Linked DNA regions of Homo sapiens: region 1 is linked to region 2. A link is a loop called in an ENCODE intact Hi-C map of the cell type or tissue named here. Cell type or tissue: Calu3. All regions are shown on one strand.

What was found. Hi-C counts contacts between places; a loop is a spot of excess contacts. Peaks named below come from ENCODE experiments on the same cell type or tissue, not always from the same donor. Only the 100,000 strongest peaks of a DNase experiment are listed, where the experiment ranks them.
Region 1: a loop joins it to region 2, with 4 times the contacts of the local background. A loop is called at or near these places in 1 of 110 quality-filtered maps.

The regions. Positions count from the first base shown.
Region 1 is chr5:61,253,978-61,256,477 of GRCh38, forward strand. All of the region lies in intron 1 of LINC02057 (long intergenic non-protein coding RNA 2057), which reads right to left. Among named protein-coding and RNA genes, the nearest start is that of LINC02057, 9.7 kb to the right of the region's middle. In Calu3, no CTCF peak of the experiment used is centred here; a DNase peak (open chromatin) is centred at 1,344.
Region 2 is chr5:61,401,445-61,403,944 of GRCh38, forward strand. All of the region lies in intron 1 of ZSWIM6 (zinc finger SWIM-type containing 6), which reads left to right. Among named protein-coding and RNA genes, the nearest start is that of ZSWIM6, 70 kb to the left of the region's middle. In Calu3, no CTCF peak of the experiment used is centred here; no DNase peak of the experiment used is centred here.

The sequences.
Region 1 (2,500 bases), 150 kb before region 2:
TTTCTGAATACAGGTATTTAGAAGTCAATTATTGCTATAAAAAGGGGGCATTTACTTCTCTATAATGTTACTGAGTAATGTATAGATGCTTTCTTTATGTCTGGCATTTAACCCTTATAACAATGTGGGAAGTAGGTATTTTTACTCTTATTTTATAGGAAACAGTCACTTAGAGATGAAATACCTTGCTCAAAGACACACTGGTATTAGGTGGCAGCATAGGGTCTGTTATGAGGTCTGGGTGACTTCTAAGCCAAGACTTGAGGTGCCAGCATCCAACTTACAGGGTTGTTCTATGCTGCGACCTCATGAGCTAAGGGAAGGAATGAGGACCCAAATAACACAGCCTCACTGGCACCACCTAAATCCACAGGCTTCCCCACTGCCCACTGCAAGCCTCAAAGCAGGTAGGGGGCGGGGGTTGTAAAGGGAAGGCATGGGCAGCCTGAGACCCCAGACTCAGCTTCCCTAAGGTTGCTCATCCAATGTGGAGAAGGTCTTTTGAGTGCCTCTAATGTGGAGAGGTGTTTCAAGGCTCTTTGTGCTGTCAGGGCAGGGAGCCTGTGCCCTTGTGCTCCAGAGAATCAGGTGGGATTCTCAGAAACAAGGCGAAAGAAAAAGAGAGGACAGGAGCTGGAGAATCCATGCTAAAGAAGAGGAGCAGGGGACTGGAGAGGGCCAGCTCACACTGTTCAGTAAACGCTGTGATAGAAATGTGCCTGGTGTGGCTAAAAGAGGACTTGTTGATTTGTGAAAGAGTGCTATGTTTCAATATGTGGGGGCTGCATTTTAAGAGCTGTCCTACAAATTTTAGAAGGAAAAGAAATGTCCCACGGGCAATCTCAATCAAATGAAGTGGTGTATGCTTAATCAAATCAACAAGAATGGAACTTTTCAGAGGTTTTAAGATGCCTTTATTGTATTTATATTAGCCTCTGGGGTTAATGAGAAAGTCTTGCTAATAATGGTTTTTATATAAAATTGGTTGTAACATAAATTAAAAAGAAAAAATTTGGTTGTAAGAGGAGAGGTAGTTATCACTCAGGTTAATGATGACCCAGTGCCATAATTTCACAGCTGGTAAAATCAACTTGCAGTAGCATTTGAGTTGTTCCTTTAATCCAGGTCTTGGACACAGGAACCAGTGGCCATGAAGCAGAGCTGCTCCACACCGGGCTGCCTGGTGACTTGCATACCTTGTATAGAGCTTTTACATGGTCAGAGAGACTGACCATATCCAATACTCATTTTTACATTCTTCCATGGAAAAGTGGATTCAGATTAGGATCAGCCCTACTAATAAGCACCCCAGACATAATCAGCCACCTTCCCTGAGGCTACATTTCTCATACAGTGTCCTTGTTCTGGGTATGTGACTAATCACAGAGCTCTGATAAAGTAGTGTGTGTTTAGCGTAAATTATAAACTGGATGTTGGGCTGACATTTTGGCCTGATAGAGCTAAAACAGGTATTTCCAGCTTTGTCAGATCAAACTTATCACCTAATGGATACTTTCGGAAGTCTGTAGCTGATTCCTCATCTACTTAAGTTTCAGTAGCTTCTCTTCTCCAGATGAACATAAGATTACAAACTTCAAGTAGCCATTTGGTTAGTACCATTGCCATTAAGTAGGTGAATAATAAACTGCTCAAGGACTCACACTTGCCCTTTCTTGTCCTCTTCCAAAGGGACAGACTCTTACTCTCAGTAGCCCATATCAGTATTTGAGCATTCTTACAGGCAAATTCTCCCTTAAATCCAGCCAGAGTCTCTCCTGCTTTAATTCCATTTCCTCTTTCACTTAGGTCTTCAGAAGTCTTGTAGAATAACAGTTTGACACCCCTCCCATAAAACTCTCCAGGAGCTTGGAAACAGCAACCAAGTTCTTTCATAGGCTTCTCTACCGTAAGGTAAAACTTCTGATTCCTTTTTTTTTTTTTTTTTTTTTGACAGAGTCTCATTCTGTTACCCAAGCTGAGTGTAGTGGCATGATTTTCTGTTTCATCAGCTTTAGATAAGTCATAAGAATACTGCAGCCTTCACCTCCCCAGTTCAAGCAATCCTCCCACTTCAGCCTCCCAAGTAGCTGGTACTAGAGACACATGCCACCACGCCAGGCTAATTTTTTTATTTATTAAAAAAAATTTTTGGTAGAGACGGAGTCTAGCTATGTTGCCCAGGCTACTGTCTAACTCCTGGACTCAAGTGATCCTCCCTGCTCAGCTTCCCAAAGTGCTGGGATTACAAGCATGAACCACTGCACCCAGCAACCTCTGATTCCTTTTAACTTTCTAGTTTCATTCTGTTCCTCCTAGTAGAGGACTCCTGAATCTTCTCTGGGTTTCCCCCATCTTTATTAAAGTGTATAGGATTCAACTAAGGATTAATTATCTCTCAAAATGGAAGTCTCAGGCAGAGTGGCTCCAGCCCAAGCAAACAACCAAGGCTCTCTCTACAGTTTCTAGTAGGTTGGGGATGTCCCCCACTCATGTTGCAAGA
Region 2 (2,500 bases):
ATGCTGTATGTTGAAAAATTACATTTTAGAAAATAAAGGGTATATAGATACCCTTTATTATGAGGTTTCATAAAATATCTCATATATTATGAGGTATATGAGATAGGTTAAAAAATCTGAATGACATTTACCTGAAAAATAGCTAGTAAAAAACATACTGTATAAGAATGTAATGGGATAATGGTGCATCAGAAATACTACATAAATTATCTGTCTAAAGAGAGGTATCCAGATTTGACATGGAGGTAGTTTATAGGGTAGGCCACATCTGCATTATTGTATTTTGTAACTTGTTCTTTGTAATATAATTTACTTAGTTGCATCAACCTATATGACCTTTTCTTAATTTGATATACTACAAAAGAAGCTTTAGCATAAATGTTTTCAAAATAATATCACTGCCCAAATGTCCCATTAAGCCAAGCATTTTATGAATCAGCAAGACCAGTCTCCTCTCCCTGCTGTCATTTCTTTTGTCCTTCCCCTTTTCTCCCTCCTGCCAAGTACTTGCATATCTGTGTGCTTATGTTAGCAGCATCCACACTGATACCTGTTCTCTTTTTTTTTCACCCTAGCTCCAGGGGTAAAAGGAGAGACTGAAAAAAAAATATTCTGGAAGTCTTAGATATGGGATAAAATTCAAGGAAATGATTTCTTATCATCTTGTCACCTTTAAAATGTCGTTAATGGAACATGTACATCCTGAGTTTGTAGATATTTCTGTGTTTGGGATGCCTTTTAGTGTAAAGTATCAAGCAGCAAATAGAGCACACATTCTGTAGAATTAAAGAACCTTAGAAAAGATGACTATGAAAATTTTAAGTACATTTAGGGGAAGGAATGATTCAATGGAGAGAATGAATTTGAAGATATATCCATAAATGCTTGAAGTTCTAATGTGGTTTTTAGTTACAGCAGATCTTTTAAAACTACAATGGAATTTTGCCATTATGTCACTCATTATAGTTGGAATTCTACTTTAACTAGATTTGTTTTCTGATTTATATGAAACCTTAATTGCTTGAAGTATAGACTTAAGTTAAAATTTTGTAGCATGGATTCCAGAGATTCTAGTTTGTTTTTTTTTTCCCCCCAGGAAGAAAAACAGGAAGTACTATGTCCAGAAACTAACCAAATGAAGGTGTTTTTAATGACTAACTTTCTTCAGAGAATAAGATACTGTATGGTTTCTAGATTACAGTGCTTTAGGGCTAAATGTGGAAACTGGAACTCCAATATAAGGTTTTGCACCTTAAAGGTTAAGTATCCATTTGTATCCAATAACAACTTAGGAAATTTAAAGTTGTTATTCCCACAATAATTATTACTTTGTCCCTATGGGAATATTTAGAATTTGTATTTTTGGGCATAATATCTTATTTATATTTCACTGTATTTATAGTTGAACCTTATATCTAAATGAATGAGAGAAATTAACTCATTTTTGTATGTAATTTAATTGTGTAGCATTCACTAATTGCTAATGATTTGCACACATGAACAAATCAAACAAAAATCTCTGCTCTTATGTTGTACACTTAGGTAATAAGGTGGTAAATGCATGTATCTAACTCTGGATCTCATGGTAAAATTAAGAGAGTAATTGTGCATTACACCAGGAATAATGTGCTGTTTACAAGTGGATGTCACTTGCCAAGTTTACACATCTGATTTAGAAGAAACAAAGATTTCAGACTTAATTGAGGACACATGTCTTTGATAGCTTTCTTGAGGTAACTCTAGTCCTTTAAGACTATCTTGAAACCATCAGCAGGATTTATTTTAAAAATCCTCCAGTTGAGGCAGCCATTTAAAATTGAGTAATTATTCCCTGGGGCCCAGTTCTTTATTACCAAAATTATAGCATTTTTAGGGTTTAGAACTCTCTTGGGCTCTTAAAGCCATGTTGTTTAGAAAAATTAAAATGTAAAAAATGGCCTAAGATTTCTAAACCATGTGACCTGTGGTCAGTCCTGTTCCTCTTGCTATAGAGCAGGGGACCATTGTAAACAGGAAAATTCTAATCCATATGCAGCTAGCAACTTCAGCCTTTCACAGACTAACAACTAAGACCACTATGAGCCCTATAGCTCCTTTATTTCTCGCATGGGTGCCTCATCACATGGAGGCCAGGGAAGAAGGAGCCTGGGAAAAGGAACACTTTGTCTTCAGATTTAGAAAGCACACTTGGAAAAGAAAAGAGAATCTTTTGAATAAAATCAGAAGGGAATACACGCCTGTAAACAAGATTCTGGAATCGTACAAAATAATGTATGCTTAGACTCTGCGTGTGAGTGGAAACCTTTTTTGGCCAGTGTAGATTTTTGTCATAAGAGGAAGCAGTTTTTAATGTGCAGTTCTTAGTTTTCAATCTTGGGAGCTTCTTGATAATTAAGTGATGTTTTTGACAGTGAGGAAATTAAATTATGTGGGAATTCACTCCCTGAAGTATATTTTTGAGTAGCTTTCCTTGGATAGTTTAACTGTAGTCTTGTCTTCC